2 separate regions of the Homo sapiens genome follow, and region 2 is linked to region 1. The links are chromatin loops, found by intact Hi-C in ENCODE. Cell type or tissue: endothelial cell of umbilical vein. All regions are shown on one strand. Each heading gives the region's core, and the rest is flanking DNA. Links, peaks and the distances in the headings are about the cores only.

Evidence for each region. Hi-C counts contacts between places; a loop is a spot of excess contacts. Peaks named below come from ENCODE experiments on the same cell type or tissue, not always from the same donor. Only the 100,000 strongest peaks of a DNase experiment are listed, where the experiment ranks them.
Region 2: a loop joins it to region 1, with 2.0 times the contacts of the local background. A loop is called at or near these places in 1 of 110 quality-filtered maps.

Annotation. Positions count from the first base shown.
Region 1 is chr12:25,773,224-25,778,614 of GRCh38, forward strand. No RefSeq gene overlaps it. Among named protein-coding and RNA genes, the nearest start is that of MIR4302, 98 kb to the right of the region's middle. In endothelial cell of umbilical vein, for the core only: no CTCF peak of the experiment used is centred there; a DNase peak (open chromatin) is centred at 2,948; H3K27ac peaks cover 304 bases.
Region 2 is chr12:25,717,599-25,722,989 of GRCh38, forward strand. No RefSeq gene overlaps it. Among named protein-coding and RNA genes, the nearest start is that of MIR4302, 150 kb to the right of the region's middle. In endothelial cell of umbilical vein, for the core only: no CTCF peak of the experiment used is centred there; a DNase peak (open chromatin) is centred at 2,153.

The DNA of each region.
Region 1 (5,391 bases), core at 145-5,144:
CTGGGCTCACTGCAACCTCCACCTCCTGAGTTCAAGCGAGTCTTGTGCCTCAAACGCCTGAGTAGCTGGGATTACAGATATGCACCACCATGACGGGCTAATTATTTTTGTATTTTTAGTAGAGATGGAGTTTCGCCATGTTGGGCAGACTGGTCTCAAACTCCTGGCCTCATGTGATCCGCCCGCTGTGGCCTCCCAAAGTGCTGAGATTACAGGCATCAGCCACCGCTCCTGGCCTCATCTATATATTTCCCATCTTTGATAATAAGGTAATTGCAGAAAGGAAACAAACAAATGAAACGTAATGTGGAAATAACTGATATAATTAATTTTCTGAATGTCTGAAGCCTGGAAGCCTGTAAATATAATCCTATACTTGTCCATAGCAAGTTCCCAGAGGTTAGTAGTTTTGTCATTTATTTCTCTAATCCTTGCAGTTTCCAACTCAGTAATTGGCACTTAGTAGGCACTCAGAAAAGGTGAAAATGAGTAAATGAATTGAATTACCCCAATTGCTTGATTCAAAAGAAAAAAAGTAGAAAAAATAATTGTTTAATAAATAGACTTTCACCAATTTCAAACAAGACCTCTTCTCGGATAAGATTTAGGAATATTCTATAAAATCCAGCATGACTATTAGTGCTATGGAAATACAATATTCCATTTAAGATTTTTAAGTAGGGGCTGGGTGCAGTGGCTCACGTCTGTAATCCCAGTACTTTGGAAGGCCGAGGCGGGCGGATCATGAGGTCAGGAGACAGAGACCATCCTGGCTAACACGATGAAACCCCGTCTCTACTAAAAATACAAAAAATTAGCCGGGCGTGGTGGCGGGCGCCTATAGTCCCAGCTACTCGGGTGGCTGAGGCAGGAGAATGGCGTGAACCCGGGAGGCGGAGCTTGCAGTGAGCCGAGATCGCGCCACTGCACTCCATCCTGGGCGACAGAGCGAGACTCCGTTTCAAAAAAAAAAAAAAAAAGAAAGAAAAAAAAAGATTTTTAAGTAGGAATTTAGTAAAAGTGACTTCTGCCTTCAATACAGAACTTGCCCAAATTATCCTACACCTATGTTCTCTTTCTTAGAACTAAAAATACATTGACACCCTAATTCATGATTATTTTAAAATAAGCAGAGAAAAAAGAAACACATATGCACACATGGCATCATCCCAAATGCATGAGGATGTTAAAGATATTTCCAATTAATATTAAACAATATTTCTGACATAGGTGTTCATGATATTTCAAGTGCAATCTGAGGCCATGAGATTTTCGGCTGGCAGCTTCCATGAAGATCTGCTCATGAGCCCTCTCCCTCTTCATTTAATAAGCAAGGGAACTTATTATAACCTTGAGGGTGCAGTAACAAGCTAAGGTGACACAAGAAGTTACTGGGGAATTCAGGACTGAAACCAAGTTTCCTGGTTTTCAGCACAGAACCCCAAGTTGTTTATCTCCAGAGTTGACCTTCCAGCTTTTCCAGACCAAATCAGCCCCACTCCTGTTGACCTGAGGAGCCCCTTCCAGGGAATCAAAGAATCAGCCTCATTAGAAACAGGGCATTTTTGTTGTTGTTTGGTTTTGTTTTTCCTGAAAACCATTGCTTCATGCCATTCCTTCTTGGAGCTTTGGCTGTAATACATTTGCCTCTAGCAAACAGAGATCTTATTTCTGTTCACACTGAGCAAGATTACATGGCGACTCTTTGAAAGTGAACCTTGAAAGGAAGGTTTGCCTGATAACCACATGTGGATAATGAATAGAGCAGTAGCTTTAACAGTGAATTAATCCTTCAAGAATCTCACTTGAAGTTCACCAGGCTTTTCTTCTATTATTTAAAGAACTTTTAAAGGTTTAACTAAATCATTTATGGAACATTTCCCATTATGTTTTAGCATGATACAATTTCTTAAAAAGGCAACTCAACAGAGCTAATCAAATTAGATTTTCTTAAAAGGCAGAGTAATGAAGTTATGGGAATAAGGAAAAAACAAAAACAAAAACAAAAAAATGCTTCATCCAGGACCCAGACTCCAGCTATAGCTGTATTTATTTATTTATTTATTGAGACAGAGTTTTGCTCTTGTTGTCCAGGCTGGAGTGCAATGGCACAGTCTTGGCTCACCACAATCTCCGCCTCCTGGGTTCATGCGATTCTCCTGCCTCAGCCTCCTGAGTAGCTGGGATTACAGGCATGTGTCACCATGCCCAGCTAATTTTGTATTTTTAGTAGAGATGGGGTTTCTCCATGTTGGTCAGGCTGGTCTCAAACTCCCAACCTCAGGTGATCCATCCGCCTTGGCCTCCCAAAGTGCTGGGATTACAGGCATGAGCCAACCCGCCCGGCCAGCTGTACTCTTAATAACAGTTCATTTGGGGTGACTTTAATAGTATAGTAACTTACAGAGAATGGTAAATTTGTGTATGACGAGAATATTGGGTTTAATGTACCCATTAAACAAGTTTTATTTATTTTATTTACATATTTGTTTGGTTTATTTTTGTCATATACTGTGGCAAGCTTTTAATCAGAATTGTTTTTGCCAGAATAAAGACTGCCCTAAAATAATCTAAGTAACATCCTTAGTGAGGAAAAAAGAATTTTTCTTGAATTATAGTATTTCCTGGCACAAAATAAGTTAGTGCCAGGGATCTACTTCTTCAGAGATATTTTTCACCTCTTCAGGTTTAAAGGAATCAACAGATAGAGGGAAAAGAGAAGTGTGTGCCAGAAGTCCCCAAGTCACACCAGACCTGCATTCGCAGCCCTGGAGTCCCTTCCTGTCTGGGAAAAAAGGGTGGGCTTGGCTGATGCAGTGGGACAGGTCCGCTGTTTGTCTGGTCACTTAATGTCTGCCAGCTGGGGCAGGACTCCAGAGTGAGCAGTTTATCAGTCATGAGGCTCTTGGGAGATCTCACCATTGAGGAATGGGCCCCGAGGGAGCAGAACACTATCAACTCCACCATCTGACTTCTGCTTCCTATTACGACTCCTTTTAACAGGAGAAATGACTTCCTAGTGGTTGGGCATGTTCTAATTTATTGCTTTATTTGCTGGCTGTTGAATTGAATGGGAAAATCCACCATGAGAACACCTTAGCAACACTGAAAGGTCATCTGTCTCATCAAAGTCTGTCCTTTCATACACTCTCTCTACCTAGAATTTCTCTAATTATTACTTAATAATCCTAGCATTTGGTCTCAGCAGCCTTCTCTGCATGAAGCACCTGTTTTGGCAAAGTTCAAAAGGCCTCTGTACTCACTAAAAGTGATCCATTTGGAGGGGTTCATTTCTGGTAATTACAAAGTTTTTATTTCCATTGTCAATTTAAGCAATTGTGAAACATGTACATATATTTTAAGAGTCCAGATCTCACTTTGAAGAAATTCTTCAGCAGAACTGCATAATTAGCAATGAAGCAGAAGAATACCTTTTCAATAATAGAGTACATACAATCATATATTTTTTTCGGAGGAATAATGTTTATTTTGATTACTACACATGATTATGGATAGTATTATGATTAATATCCATATAAAGCTACATTGATTTTAAAATCTGATTCTAAACAATAGTCAAAGTTTTAGTTGCAAAATAGATCATATGTATTCAGATGCATTTCTTAATGTTCATTTAATTTCTAAGACCTTCAATATTTCTATTATGTCTGTCTTCTTATTAATATAAATATATCTAGTTTGATTTTATCTTTTTACTCCATCACTCATGTTTATGGTTATTCACACATTTTAACTCATTTTGAAATACAGTGGTCAGCTCTGTATTGCATAGGATGTAGACCCCATCAGGGGTCACCATGGCACAAAGTTAACAGATTCAGACTTGCAGCTGGACAGGTCTGCATGTACTTTTAGGCAGAAGTCCTTCTCTGGTCCCTACCGCTGCTTTAACACCCTGTGAGGATCCTTGACTAGATGCCAACAGCCTAATAAACTGCAGGTGCCAGTATGTGGCACAGGTATTTGGCATCATCTCAGGTGAAGGCAGCAAAGCACAGTGGAAGATGGCTTTGAAGTCAGGCTCGGGTTTAAATCCTGCTCTGACACTTAATCTGCAAAAGAGCCTTGGGCAGGTTATTTTACAGTTCTCTGACTTCCTGAGATAAAATTAATCATAAAGAGTTTTAGTTGGGTTTAATATGGGTGCCTGTACAGGGCAGTGGTTAAAGATATTGCTTCCTAAGTTCCAGTCCTGCTTTCCCATTTTCTAGTTGCTTCACCTTGGGCAAGTTAACATAAATCACTCTCAGTCTTGGTTTCTTCATCTGCAACATGGGGATAATAAATGTTACTTTTCATAGTGTTTTGGAAAGATTAAATTTTTTAAATGAAGGAAAACCATGTTTCACATGGCACATAGTAAGCACTCAATACTGGCTATTTATCTTTTACAAACATTTATCTTAAGTTCCTGGCATTAGTAGCTATGCAATACCCTGGAGTCCAGTGTCTCTTTCATGACCCTATGGGGTCTCAGTTCTCTATCTGTTTTCTAAGACCAGGAAGACACAATTACAAGAATAAGAATAATTGCAGAGCTGATTAAAGGGATTTATATTTTATAAAATGTTTTAGAAATAGATTTTATTGTTCAACTACATAGGTCTTATTTTTAAGCCTTTAAAATTATTTCTATATTTGAAATATTAAATCCTTAGGTTATGTATTCTGAAAAAAAGTATACTTCAGTTATATTCTCTACCTAAATATCTATGTTTATTTTTTACTGAAACAGTTGTAGCTGATATAAACACTTAGCAATCAAGCTACTTTGAAAATGTTTTCTATTTTCATTAAATAGCGTTTATCCTAAAGAGAAATGCTTAATGCCTTCAGCATTACTTTTAGAATAATACATATTTATGATATAATAGTATGCCACTTTTGGAACTTTTTTACATTTATGTTTCTAAAAAATGCTATTTACATAATTTTTCCTCAAGCATTTGTGTAATTCTCTAAAGCACATTCTTTGATGATTTTACATGTACATATTCCTTTCATCTTCTAGTAGCAGATTTGTTTATCTCTTCATTCAATCAGAGTATTTTAGATGAATATTGAAATAATTATTGGCTTTTAAAAAATCATGTAATCAACAGCAGGATATGGCTGCAATGATATCCATATTTCATCAGTTTTAAAATATACTCATTCTTTATAGCAAATTTTATATAGATAGCTTTTTAAATTACCTTTGACACATAGTTTAAGTTTATAAATAAAGGTGGCTTAACTCTGCTACCATATAAAGAAAACTTATCACCATTTTCTAAACTTTGGAAATATGGAGGACATTTCTATTTACTATGGTACATAATTTATGTATTACACATATTATTTGTGCATATGTGTACATATATGTCAATA
Region 2 (5,391 bases), core at 260-5,259, 56 kb before region 1:
TGAACAGATTCAGGGATTCATTTGGTAGCATCTTGATTTCATTTTTCTTTCTCCTTCTCTCACCTCGGTTTTTTACTTTTTGATTCAGTTCTTAGATCTCTTCGAGTGATAGCAAAACAGCCACTGTTCTGTCTTCTCAACAACCACAACTAAAGGTCTTTTTCTCAATGTTCCAAGGGCCCCCAAATTGAATTTTACCGGCTTTTATTACATTATATGGTCTTCCTTGAATCAATCATTATGTTAAGAGAGTGATAATTGACCAAATGTAGGTCATGTGCTCACAGATGGAATGAATTGATGGGTCAATGACATCCACAGTTCATGAACCTTAGTGAAAAAGAATAGTTTTCCTAGACAAAAGTAAGTGTGCTGTTAGCCAAAAGAGAGAAAATAGATGTTGGGCACAGAAATGGCAGCTGTCCACTGTACCCACTCAATCTAGTTCAAGTAAAAGTGGATTTCTTCCGAGGAAACATGTTGATTGGAACTGGGCCTGGACTGTTTTCAGGAATGAGACAACTCTAAAGACCCTGCTCCCCTGCCCTTCCTTCTTTGCCTAGTTCCCCATATCCTTTCTGTTCTTTCTGGAAGATTCTTTCAGCTTAAGCATAGGTTTTGCTTTCTCCTACTTTAGTGTGGCATGGACCCAACTCTCTCTAGTGGCATCTCTCATTGCATTCTTTTAGTTTCTGCATTGTCTTCTCATTGCCTCATTCTCTCCATTTCCTAACTCCAAACTTAAGAACAGAAAGCTGGTGGTTTAAGTTCATTGTATATCCATGTCAGAGGTAATATGCCACACACTAGATATGGCAATCTGTGGCTTGCCTACCAAGTCCAGTGCTAATTCTTGTTCTAATCCGCTTAGTGGTGATAGATGCAGGAGGCAGATAAGGGGGAAGGTCTTCAGGGAATCTCCAACTAGCCTTCACACTGGGAGGATGGGGTGGAGCCTCAGGAAGTTCACTCCGTTTACAGCAGGGAGGAGCCTCTCCTGTTCCTGGGTGGCAACCTGGCATTCAGTCAGTGAGGTGGAGAGCCTGTTAGCAGGACTACATCTTACTTTGCTGAGTTGTTTTTCCTTTTTCCTTTGTGCCCAGTAAATTCCTCTTCTCACACTTCTATGTGTCCACAAGCCTAATCTTTCCTGGTCATGTGACAAGAAACTGTTTTTTTCCCACAACAGTGGGAATGGAAGGAAGATGTTCTTAACCCCCTTGGCCAGACCATGCATGGGCTGTAATATTTCTTTTAGCAAGGGGTGTTGGAAGGACAGCTTTTGTTGAATAACTTCTCATAGGTGAAGTCCCAAGCACAGTATCAATGACATTCCCCTAATAACTTTACATTCCCACACTCCAAATCAATTACTTCCCACCTTCCAGGATCCTCTCAGCACCCACCCTCCCTGCATTCTTCTCAGGGAAAGCGTATGCGGTCTGAAAGGAACCATTCTATTCTCCTGTCCCTAAATCTACCAGCCCACGTTCTTATCTAAAAGCCGTCTACATCACCTCGGCTCTGAATTCTACCCCATTCCCTTTCCCAAGGATTTCTCTCCAACCATTATCAGTTTCCTAAGATACATTACACGTTTCTCCCTGTGTTCATTATCTGTGCCTTCCCACTTATGCCTGTCCACTAGAAAACAAGGCACGAATGCAGTGTGCTTCATTTGACAAGACTCCCGGCCCCTGGATCAGCAGCTTGACACATAGTAGGCTCTTGATTAATTTTTGTGGTCTGTTTGACTAATTTGAGTGTGGTAGTTCCTCAATAAATAATACTACCCCCTTTCATATTCCCTTCCTTTAACTTTGTTCAGTGTTTATTTTAGACATTTTCTGTTTAAAGAAACTTTCCTGTAAACAAAATATGAATATCAATCCTTTTGGTAGAAAAGCATGCTTACTTTGTTGGTACTGAAGATCAGTAATACATTGATTTGCATATGTTTTCCAGAAATATGAATGTGCTCTTCTAATGTCTTTTTCTTGACTCATTTAGTTTAATTTATTAAGAATTCCGGAATGTCTTCCAACTGATGATGCATTTCATGGTACGCATATAGCAGAAATAAAATGCTTTGCTCTCAGGAAGCTTCAATCTATTAAGATAACAAAGATTGCATCTGCAAGGATGTTTATCACACTTTGGTTTATAAAAGGAAAACTCTGAAGTAACCCGAATGCCTTTATCAACAAATTAGTCAAATAAATTGTAACTGGCGAAGAAGGCTGCTTATTGTAGCAGTTCTGAAATAGCAAAAGACTAGGAAGATTCCAAATGCCCACCAATTGTGGACAAGGTGAATAAACTAAGGTTACAGCAACAAAAGGAGCACTATGCACCTGTAATCACAGATATACTGTTAAATGAGAAAAGCCATGTGTATGGTGTGTGTATGCTATGTCATCTTCCAGCTAAGGAAGAGGGACACTACAGATAGTTACACACACACACACACACACACACACACACAGAGTAGCTTACTTTAAAAATGCCAAGATATACTAAAAACTAGAGGCATGGGCTACCTTTGGGTCAGAATGGGAATTGGGTGAGGGGATGAATATGACAGTTAGTTTTTAAAAATATTTTGTAGATTTTACTCTGGAAATATATGTACATCATCCAAAAATATAAACTTAAAAATCAATTCTTAGAATAAGAAAGCTGAAAGAAAATAATAAACCTAACTATTTTTGAGTTGGTGACTTTACCACTCAGAGAAAGTTTATTTCAAAGTGACTTTAAAACAGTAATTTTGCCGTATATCCCTGGTGGGTTACATTCTAAGAACAAAAGAAGTGAAAAAAGTCTCCTCAGTAATCAAGGCTCTTCTCAGTAATCATAAAGTTAGTTTTAGTATATTGTCATTCTGATACTATTGTAATAAAAAGTAAATAAATATTTATATTATTTCATTTAAAAACAAAGGCGTTCAGTGAAAGAAGGAAAAGATACAAATACAAGTCAAATAAGTAAAAATCCTGTAACCAAAATTGGTATTGGAAGTATTAGTATGGACTCCTGAACTATTTTTCTACCTTTGACCACTGAAAAGGTCTAGAGACCTTGGTCAACCCAGCAACTAGACTAGGGATTCTAAATACCTTTCTCCATTAAAAGGAACTTTGTAGAAAGGCTTGATTCCAGATCTATGGCTTCCAAAGTCAGGACAATTTGATTATAGAAAGGAATAATAATAGCAGAGGACTTAGCATATTAAATATGTTTAAAATCATTTGCTTACCCCAATAATAATTTTAAAAAGCTCATTGTTGAATTTTTCCAGTTGTTAAGGAATAAGCTCATTATTCTAAAATTTGACTTTTAAAACTCAAGCATTTATACACCTTTTCTGTACAAAGAGCACTTCAAGGTAACCAAATAGTTAATGTAGGAAAGCCATATTTTTCTAGAAGAATTCCAGCTAATATATGAAGAAGAAATTATAGAATTGGACTATCTCAATTTTGTAATCTCTAATGAAGTAACCATTTTAGGTGGTGACCATGGATAGCTACTAAAATTATTAGTTAAAAAGCTGATGAGGAACTTTATAAGGAAAGATTTGGCTGACATTACCTGTCAAAAATTGATCACTCTTAACATCATAGACAGGGAGACAACTTAGCATTATGTTCCTCCTGATGTGATAAAATAGGAAGAATTACATTCCTCCGGATGCAATGCAATATATTGTGATCCAGTAAGAAGTACACAACAACATCTATGAAATATTCTTGCAGAAATTTTAAAAAATCAAACTTGAATCTGATTAATTTATACAAATACAAGGGACTGAGAACATAATAAATGACACCACAGGGGCATAAACAAATCAGCAAAATCCACAATGTGATATATACTCCATAAGAATTTTTTCAATAAATAAATTGCAAAGGAAAAGAAAAAATGAACCTATATATTACAAGAACACTAGAGACATAACAACCAAATGTAATATGTGAACTTGCTAGGATCCTGATTTACACACACTAACTTTTTAAAAAGAAGAGAGAAGCATATAATATTCTCAATACCATTATTACTTTTTTCAAGAGTGATAATAAGTTTGGGCATATGTTTTTTAGAAAATCTTGTAACTTGCACAGGCTCATAATGAAGTATTTACAGATACGAGAGATGATGTTTGAGATTTACTCAAAAGAACCCAGTGTGTACAGGGGAAGGGAAATGAGGGTGGAGGTGGAGATTAAAGAAGACTGGCCATGTGCGGGTAACTGCTGAAGTTAAGTCACAGTCCCATGGACCATTACAATGGTATTATCTCTACTCTTTTAATACATGTGACAATTTCTATAATAGACATTTTTTAAAGCTGGCTATATCTTTATTCCATTTTCTTTCAATTCTTTCTGGAAAACTCTAAGATGACTTAAGGAAACAATGAACTATAAAAATTCCTCTTCAGAACAGTGTGAAATAATAATAAATTCAAAGGCATTAAATCTCTACTCTTCATCAGTTGTTTTAAAAGAAGACTATTTCTCACATCAGCTGACATGATGTATTTATGTAATGGGCTCCTGACTAGTAGGTTTTTATTTCATATGAAGGGAATACAGTATTCGAGTTACAAAAATTATGCATTTTTTAAAAACACAGATTGTTTGAAATTATTTTCCCTTACAGTAACATTCCATTCGCTTGACATTCAGTAGGACTAAGCTCTATTTTCCAATTTGCCAATCAAAATTGCAATCAAAACAATAGAGCATCTTTCTCAAGACCAGAATCAATCCCCCAAATCTTTTTACTCTTCTTTTCTACAATGACCCTGTCATCAATCCTGTGTCTAAGCTGACAAGGCTTCACAAGGGTTTGGCCATCTCCCCAACCAAATGGACTGACAGCCCCATCTTGAATCATGGCTAGACCTCAACCGTCCTAGGTAGCTGTAGGAATAAAGTGCTTCAAAAGAATGAATGGATTGCAGCAAATAGCTCACTTGAAATAAACTTTACACAGTTCCATGTTTCTAGTAATCAGAAAAATAAAGACAACATTTAACAAATGAAAGATGAGGTAGAAGAAGGATGGCACCAACAACTAAGTATAAGGTTTGATAGCAACTCCTGAAAATTGCCTATCATGTCCAAATGAAAGCAGAGATATTAATTTTTTCACATACCTGTGTATGTCTGTGTGAGCATAATAAAGGCAACATCACAGAATCCCTGAGTGTTATGCCACAGTGTATGCTGGAAAATTCTTGGAAAGGCAAGGCTCCCATTCTGCTTCACTGGCAACACAGGAATATGGTTACTAGTATATGTGCAGCAATCTGACTGCCTGGGTTCAATCACCAGCTTCACTATGAACTATGTAGAGAATATAATACCTTAGTTACTAAAAACT